Linked DNA regions of Homo sapiens: regions 2 and 3 are each linked to region 1. A link is a contact called in ENCODE Hi-C or POLR2A ChIA-PET data. All regions are on one chromosome and are shown on one strand. The core of a region is the stretch at or near the end of the contact, and the rest is flanking DNA. Distances in the headings are between cores, read along the strand shown.

Region 1 (2,886 bases), core at 224-2,723:
CTGGGGATGGTGGTCAAAAAGGACTGGCTTAATCAGGAACATTATAACATATTCAAAAGGAGACTACACATTAATTGCTCTCTTAAGCACTGTTTTAAAAGAACTTGGACATAGGTAAGCCGAAGTATTAGTTTTTAAAACTGGTTGGGAACAATATGGGTATTTGTCATTTTCCCCCTTTGTATTTTTCTTCAGCTTTTCAATCATCCCCCTTCAAAATGCGCTTTGCCAAAAAATAAATAAATAAATAAAAGTTCAAATAACATGCTGCATAATATAAACATTTGCACCCAGGTGCACATGACCTGCTCCTGCTGCACTCAAATCATGTGGTTTTTATGACTGTATTGTAACACAAGTAAACAGTTAAGTCAAAATTAGATGACGACTTACGCATATAAGGCAGCTTTTCTGGACAGGGGAGGTATGGTGAGTATGTGAAGTTTTCCGGGAGATACGTTGTTGTTTGAACAAGATAATCACTTGAATTATTGCCTTCGGGATAATCTTGGAAAGAGAGAAAAGAGTTACAAAAAAAAAAAAAAGGCCTTTTGCTTTCTCCCTGGAATGAAATACGTCACTATCACTGGGAGAAAACTACAATATACAATCTACAGAAGTACTTAAAATCAATTATCTTTAAGGAACTAGAGAACAGCAAACTGCTGCGGGGAACAGACCTCTCAGCATGATTTCCCAAGAGACATCTAGAGAGCAGCACACCCTTATCCTTGCACACAGACATGGCAGTCCCACTTGCAACCATGTGAGAACACCTGCTCCCGTCCCTCCCCTGGCTGAGCCCGATCTACAGGGAGTGTGAAAGTACACCAGGGAATCCCCTCCACTATGGCACAGCCAGGGGTGTTCCAAACCGCTGCGTGCTGCTACTAGCATCCACAGAGCAGAGGGGTGGGAGTAATGTTTTCTTACCACCTCACACTGTAGAAACTGAGATTTACCCACTCAACTTACTTTTGTAATACAGCTCATTCTAAACCTTTAAGTTAGTCATTCCCAGCCTGTGGGCTGCAGCCCCGGGGGAGCCCTGGAGCTATTATTACATTAGGTCCATTATCTTTAGAGTCAGCAAATTAAACTGCATACAGGGCACCAAAGTCAAATGCCTGAGTTCAAATCCTTGCTCCAACACACTGTAGCTGTGTGATACAGGGCAGGACACGATGTAGCTTGCCATCTATGCCTACTTCATACTGTCATTTTTAAACTTCAATAAGACAAAATGTGTAAGGTGCTGAGAACAATCCCTGGCCCATAGAAATAGCTAATAACTGTAGCTATGAGCGATTAGAGATGAGCACCTGACCCACGAGACAGTCACAGGCTCAGGATTTTTGAATGTGGAACCAGAGAGATCACATTTCAGTCCCTTTCTGGAGCAAAGTTCTGAGACGCAAATCTAGAAACCATGACACACAGGTTTCCTGCTATGTAGGGAAGCTGGCCTAAGAGAATGACATCAACATGCAATGAGTGAAATGAGAGACGGAAACAGCTCATTAAACTACCGTCTGTCTCCTGGATCACAAACAATGTACTACAGAAAGTGAAACTCTAGCAGACACTTTAGGAAAATGTGAAGATATTCTTTGAATGTTGAGTAATCTGCTCCAATGAGAGACAATGTAGAAGCTAAACCCTCTGACCATAGGGAAATGAGAGAATCCTGCGAATTAGATAGGAAGTATGTGAGAGGAGCCAAAGAAAACTAAGCACCTCCATTGCACACCTTTACCTAACATCAATATTCAGTCATTGTCACAATGGAGTTGGTGGGGATGCTGCCTAGGAGTCAGGACAGTACTTCAGGGCAGAGACTCACGCCACCTGCAAGACTGCTGAATGAAAGAGGCCCTGCCACGGCTGCTAAGCAGAGGGTGTTGGGACGGGCAAAGGTTCCAGGCTGGGTATCAAGGAGGAAACAGAAGCCACAAGAGAAGGTCCAATTCCAAAGAAGTGCTTGGAAACCCCAGTTACAAATTTCACAGGGCATCAGTAAGGTGTTAAGGTAAATGCATTCCCAGAAAACCCCAACATAGTAGAGATCAATGATGGTACAACTGCTAAGGCCTATCCTACCAGGAAGTGGGAAAGCCCCAATGAGACAATCCTCCCCACTCTCCCTGGGCGAGTGCTGGAAAGTGTCTGACAAGGAAAATCTTCCAAATAACAAGGGGAGGAGAAATTCAGTGAACATTAATTGTTTTGTATGCCCAGTGACACCCCAAGACCACAGACACTACACTGGTAGCCCATGCTCAATGTATTCCCCATATGTCTAAAAGATTTAAAGATACCAAGCAAAAGCAAGTGTAAGGAAGTCCAATAAAGTTCTGATTCTTTTCCTTTTTTTTTTTTTTTTTTTTTGAGACAGGATCTTGCTGTGTCACATAGGCTGGAGTGCAGTGGCATGATAATAGCTCACTGCAGCATTGACTTCCTGGGCTCAAGTGATCCTCCTAGCTCAGCCTCCCAACTATTAATAGCTGGAACTACAATCATGCACCACCACACCCAGCTAATTTTGTATTTTTTGTAGAGACAGGGTCTTGCCAGGCTGGTCTCCAACTCCTCGGCTCAAGCAATCCTCCCACCTCAACCTCCCAAAGTGCTGGGATTACAGGCGTGAGCCACCATGCCTGGCCTGATTCTTTAAATATATATATCTACATATATACCAAAATTCTTGTTTTTTTCTTTTTGTTTTTGTTTTTAAAAAAAGGGCTTCTCTCTCTATGGGGACTCCTACCTTGCTAGTGGTAGCAGCAAGTGCAATAAGCATGAATTGGGTTTCTGTCACTCCCACCAAAACTGCTTAAGATTACTATTGTTATGAGTTTTGTGACAGTGTCTAGTCAAGTTCAT
Region 2 (2,886 bases), core at 132-2,631, 450 kb before region 1:
ATTCTTCTCTGCTGGAACTCTTTGTTAGAATACATGGACATGGTCACTGCAGCCATGTAACAGGTTAAAATGAAAAGCACCTTTGTCGACGTCTCTTTTTCCAAACAAATATTGACTTCAGCAAAAGAGGTTTCATCACCTTCTGCCCACCTGTGTCTTCTCCCACTATTGCACATCTTTGGCCACATCTATTATCTACCTGTCTCCGGAGACACTCTCCTCTCTGCAAGGGAAACAGGGGAATTGTCCTGGAAGGTCAGTGCTATAGGGTTAAGAGGAACTATAAAACATGTCTCACCAGGTACAATGGCACGTGCCTGTAATCACAGCTGCTCAGAAGTCTGAGGCTGGAGAATGGCTCGAGCCCAGGAGTTCAAGACCAGCCTAGACAACATAGTGACACCCTATCTAAAAACAAACAAATAAATAAATATTAAAATACATTTAAAAAAATTACTCTAATATTCAAAAAAAGTTTCTCAAGCCAAAAGGAAAGCCTTCAATCCAGCCTCCATCACACCATTTCATAAAGGTAGAATACGTGGTGCTTTTTACACATTGCTTTATAAAACAAAGCAGTAGACTGAAGAAATGCTGAATGGTGGCCTTGATTACTACCTCATTGTGCCTTTGCACAAGTGGAAAGGCTGGGCTTGGAAGTCAAAAGACTTTAATGTTAGTTCTGCTAGCTATAAACTGTATGATCCCAGCAAATAACATAACCACTGTTGCCTCATTTCCTCTGTCTGTGAAACTGGAATTATACTTCCGCCTCTATGACTTTGAAAAGATATGGGAGGTAACTGCACAAGAGAAAGCACCTCACGTAAAACCTAAAAAGCAATAACAGCTCTCCTGTAGGAAGTATCTACTGTGTGCTGGCTATGTTACGTATTTCGTTTAATCCTTATAACACCCCCTTTGATAGGTATTACTTTTCACTTCCTACAGGTGAGGAAAATAAGGCCTAAATAGGTTAAGTAACTTCCCTGAAGCCCCACAGCTTTGCCACTTAGCCAAGATTTGAACCCAGTTCTAGCTCAGACCAACGCCATGCAAGCTTTTTGCTCTAATGCCTTTTCCCCCTTCCTTTCTCTTTTTGGCACACCAACTACAGACTGCAATAGGTTTTAATTTAAAATGCCTAATAAAAACATACTTTTATCAGAAAAAGCTACATACTTATATATGTATCATGCACATGATTACATGAGCAACACATATTCGCAATATAATTAATTCAAGTAATAATTCTGTCCCACCCTGATATTATGTATGTCCCATTTCCGATACCATCTTCTGTGTTCCAGAGATGAGCAACCTTGCTTGTGCTTGCTCAAGCGAAACACAGTCAACTGCTCCGGTGTCACTCGCTCCTCAAGTGGCCTGAAGCCGTCCAGCGGTCTCGGTGAGTAATGCAGTGACTAAAGCCCACACAAAAAGGAAGCAGTGCCCTTTTAATAGAGCCACAATATAAAGAAAACACTCAAGCCAGTTCCAGCTACTGTGAATGATTTATTGGGTGAGCCCTGCCCGACTAGGCCCAGCAATTTCCCATTTGTTGCGTCCCAATCCTGCCCCTCCCACATCTCCACCCTCCTGCTGCGGGCCCTTCCCAGGCACCTCCCTCTTTTTATGGTGACTGCAACTCTGCAGCTAACAGCTCACACACCACACCCTGACTCCTGCACTGGCTCAGGCTCCCTGGGATCTCTCTGCCCAACCCTCAATCCCCTCCTTCTACCTGCATGAAGCCTCTCATTAACGTGCCTTCCTTGACTCCTCTACAGACACCTCCCACTTAGATTCCTCAGCCTGTCTTCTTTCATCTCCTTTTTCATTTTATAAATTCTTTCCTAATTACCTCAAATCACAAGCATGTCAGATTAATTGAGTAAACCTCTTGAAAGTCTGTCCTCATAGACAGAGCACTCTGATGACAATCTTCCTCGAAGGGACAGCTAGACACTCGGTTAGGTCAGCTCCTTAGGTCTTGCGGCAATGCCTCATGTAAATGCTGCACGATATCCATTCGAGTGCAGACAATTGCCAATTACTGGTTAATAATTAGCATGGCACTCATTTCTTTATGGTAGTCATAATAATCGCAATAATAATAATAACTTCCATTTATTGGTCTAGAAATCACTGTGTGGCAGGTGCTTTTCATGCAGTAGCTTACTCAATCCCATAAGAACCCTTTGAAGGTAGGCATTTTTAGAGTAAACAGATGTACAGATTAAGGCAAAAAGAAATTCAGACGCTTTTTTGTTACATGGAATTAAGTACCAGAGACAGATTTCAAACTCAGTCTCTCTAAACACAAAGCCTGTCCATGCTTCCTGACAGCTCCAACCACATCCACTCTTCCCTCCATTGTTACTGACACTTCCATTCATGGTTTCTCCTTATTCATCACTCTCCTTAAAGAATTCTTTGCTAGAATTCTATAGATTCTGTTTATATAACACTTTTTCTGTCTATTTTCTTCCCTTCCCACTGCAACCACCCTGGTTAAGGTCTTCATTACCTTCCTCCTAAACCATCCAGCAACCATCTGACCAGTCATACTGTCTTGTTTCTCCCTCTAAATCCAGTCTTCACAGGGCTTCATATTTTCTCCTACTTAAAAAAAAAAAAAGTAATACGTTTCCACTGCCAATTAACTCAGGGAAACTTCTCATTCTAGCATTAAAATTTTTTAAAAAATTCTTTGTAAAATGAGATCAGTTTTTCTGTTGCCATATTTACTTTACTTTTAATGGCCATAGAATATTGCAGGAGAGACTGGGAAACAGAGATCAGTCACAGAAACAGATTTAGGCTCAGGCCTAAAAGATTTAGAAGAACTCTGACATCAGAAGAGGAGACACTGGGCAGGAAACT
Region 3 (2,886 bases), core at 196-2,695, 420 kb before region 1:
AAGCACTTAGAAATAAAAACTTAATTTATTGTTTGCACTAGTTCCCCTCTTTTCCCCTCCTCAAGGTGGCTATTTGGGGATTAGCAAATTCTGTGACAAAAGATGGTCAAGTGTAGATACCTAGAAGAAGTCACATCCAGCAATTCCATCAAAAGAGCTCTCTAACCATGTTCCCATAGTGACATGTACCAATATCTTGGGTAAAGGGCACACAGGTGAATTAATTTGGTAGTGGATTTTTATAGACTGTACAATACACTTGACTCTTTGCCAAAATATGAGTGCCTAATTGCTGTGTCTTTGGTGAACATGCCAAAGATTCAGTGATTTTATTCACGTAGGAGGAGGAATGATTTGGGGGAGTAGTTTCAGTGGACAGGTTTTATTGTACTTACTAGATAATAAATTCTTTGAGGCAAGAAGAGTGTTATTGTACTTTTTGTATTTATCACAACACCTAATGAGGTGCCTGACTTATTGGCAATCAATTAATACTATCTAGACAAATGGACTTGAGCAGGTGACCACCTGAAACTAACTAGCACACAATAACAAACACTTGAGCTGCACAGAGACCCAGGTTCTTATCCTGATTCATTCATTTATTGTGGTTTTGGAAAATTTGTAAATCACTTAAATGTACAGGGATTTATGTCTTTTAAGGTATGAAAGCTATGCTGGATAGAGGTGCTTTCTGAAGTCTTTTTTTTTTTTTCATTCAACAAACTTTAGCGCAAAGTAAAAGAGACAATGTTTCTGCTTTCATGGAGTGTATACAATGGGTGAGGGGGTGGGAAGGAACAAGTAAAAAGCAAGGTGATTTCAGAAAGTATTAACTGCTGTGCAGACCATACAACAGGGGAAAGAGATAAAGAGTTAAATCCCCTAAGACGGTCCTGGCTGTTTGTTGGCTTTATTTTTAATTTCTCCTTTTTCTCTAAATAGAAATCAACAGACTTTCTTGAAAAGAGGACTTGATTATCAGAATCAACTGTGGAGTGTTTTACAAATAACAGGTTTTCAATGCTCTACAGATTTTACAGGGATGTAAACCAGAACCCTGAAAGCTCTAGTGTCTTCACAACAGTTCCCTTGAAAACACTGGTACTGCTAGGGGAATGAACAATTTACATATAAATAATTTATATTTTAGTTGTCTCTAAGTGTGAGACTGTAAGAAATTCATTTTGAAAACCACTCAAAGGTTTCCTGATTTTCATACTGTCCTTAGCCGATAAGCTCTTAGACTGATTTGACTTCTAAAATACCTTCTAACTTGAATTCATTTGAAAAGCCCGAAGTGTTAAAACTCATGGATTGAGATAAATAACCTTCCAATGGAGTCTAGCAAATTGGAAACTGGACTTGGTCTTTGATCTCAGGGAGGTACGCGTACTACAGACGGGTCATTGTGCTTGCCCAGACAGGACACGAGGTAAGACTTCCTTACTTAAACTTGACACATACAGCATGGTCAGAAACAGCAGATGGGGTCATTTGTTATCTTTAACACTGTACGCCGGCCCAAGTAGGGCAGGACAGTGGGAATCCCATAAAACAGAGCCAGCTTTCATGCTAGGAGCAGTACTGTAGTCACCCAATCATACGGCAGAAATAGTAAAGGTCATGCTTCCTCCACAGTGGTGAGGTGCAGCAGCTTCCTTGGCAAATGACTTCTGCGTACTCTCCCCACATGGAGGAGATTGGTCATGCAAAGTAGGTGTTTTCAGGGTACAGGAAAGCTTTCCAAGATTGCTTCTAGAAGCTATGGCAAATGTATTTTCAATTTAAATGTATCTTCCTATTATCAGCACTTTAAATTTGCCATTTATCAGAAAGGGCCTTTTTCCTCTTTTCCTTCCTGCATTTGTTTTCTGTGTAGGTTTGCTTTTTGTCTGTTTGTTTTGGCCTTTGAGGAATGTGACTTCCTAAGGTCACCCTGGAAAACAAAGAAGCAAAACAAAACAAAAAAAGAACTCCGTTTTCACTAAAATGGAGTCCGAAGATGTGGGTTCAGTGCTTTATCTGGCTGTCTCTGTAACCTGGGGATCACATTCGTCTCACAGGGAAAGTTTTGTGAAGATCAAATAAGAAATAATTTGGATATTGAAATGCTCCCCAAGGTTCAAAGACCTGCACATTTAGAATGCTTGGCAGCCCCTGGTCTTTTTGTGTGTGCTGCACTTGGGACATTTATCAGAATCTGAACACATCAGAAACTGACCCAATGATAGAAAAGAACTGGAACTAGGGGTGATCAGAATAACCTCCTGAGAAGGCCGTCCCAATGGAGAAAGGAGTTAGTGTCCTGAGCTTTGTGGTCCTGCACCAGCTCTTGGCTAGTCTGCTGCTGAAGTATTCTGTCAGACCTGAAGAAAAATAGAGGGCAATAAGAATCGGTACTGACAAACAGGCCCAGGCACCACACTCCCGAAGACCAACACCATAAACAATCTGCCTGGCAGGGTTAGAGTCTGTAGAGGCTGGGGAGGCAGTAGTACCCAGAGAAAAACAACTCGAAAGTGGAACCTTTTGAATAACAGCCCATCTCACAGTAGAGTCCTTTACACCAACAAAAACGAGTCTTGGTCAGTGTCTCTAACATACGTTTAATTTCCTAGACAAATCTTGCATCTCTTCATGATTTAGCTTCTTGTTTACAATGCAGCTTTCTTAAATGGAAAGGAAACTGCTGAATCTCAAATTGCTGTGTAGTTTGTCAGACAATGACATCCTTCACTGCCAGCGTTGAGCACACTCCCTTTTTAATCCATTTTGCCTGATGAAGCATAGCATTTTCTGCAGCCTTCTGAGCTGTTAAGAGAATATTTCAACTGCAAACACAAAGAAGAAATGTTTGAAGTGAAATGAACTATGGGCTAATCG

The links. A loop is a pair of places that touch in the nucleus more often than their neighbours do. ChIA-PET counts read pairs that join two places held with the same protein, here RNA polymerase II (POLR2A). Pooled maps may share reads with other maps.
Region 2: a pooled map shows a loop between it and region 1 (3-fold over the local background). The contact joins two enhancer-like sites. A Hi-C loop is called at or near these places in 2 of 50 pooled maps. POLR2A ChIA-PET finds 5 or more read pairs at or near these places in 2 of 52 experiments (HEK293 and activated T-cell).
Region 3: a loop to region 1 is called in a pooled map, with 3 times the contacts of the local background. The contact joins two enhancer-like sites. A Hi-C loop is called at or near these places in 7 of 37 single-sample maps with no recorded cell type and 3 of 50 pooled maps.

Annotation. Positions count from the first base shown.
Region 1 is chr18:31,657,583-31,660,468 of GRCh38, forward strand. It overlaps B4GALT6 (beta-1,4-galactosyltransferase 6), which reads right to left. Exons shown (of 9, transcript NM_004775.5): 3 at 394-507. Among named protein-coding and RNA genes, the nearest start is that of B4GALT6, 26 kb to the right of the region's middle. RefSeq lists enhancers at 1,162-1,291, 1,792-1,951. Within about 2 kb of position 1,474, at least 8 of the 41 ENCODE cell types and tissues checked have a DNase peak (open chromatin) inside an H3K27ac peak, as active enhancers do.
Region 2 is chr18:31,205,535-31,208,420 of GRCh38, forward strand. No RefSeq gene overlaps it. Among named protein-coding and RNA genes, the nearest start is that of DSC1, 44 kb to the left of the region's middle. RefSeq lists an enhancer at 593-1,792 and a silencer at 1,266-1,315. Within about 2 kb of position 1,382, at least 13 of the 41 ENCODE cell types and tissues checked have a DNase peak (open chromatin) inside an H3K27ac peak, as active enhancers do.
Region 3 is chr18:31,242,411-31,245,296 of GRCh38, forward strand. The region is part of intron 1 of LOC105372049 (a long non-coding RNA gene); the gene reads left to right. Among named protein-coding and RNA genes, the nearest start is that of DSG1, 74 kb to the right of the region's middle. Within about 2 kb of position 1,446, at least 6 of the 41 ENCODE cell types and tissues checked have a DNase peak (open chromatin) inside an H3K27ac peak, as active enhancers do.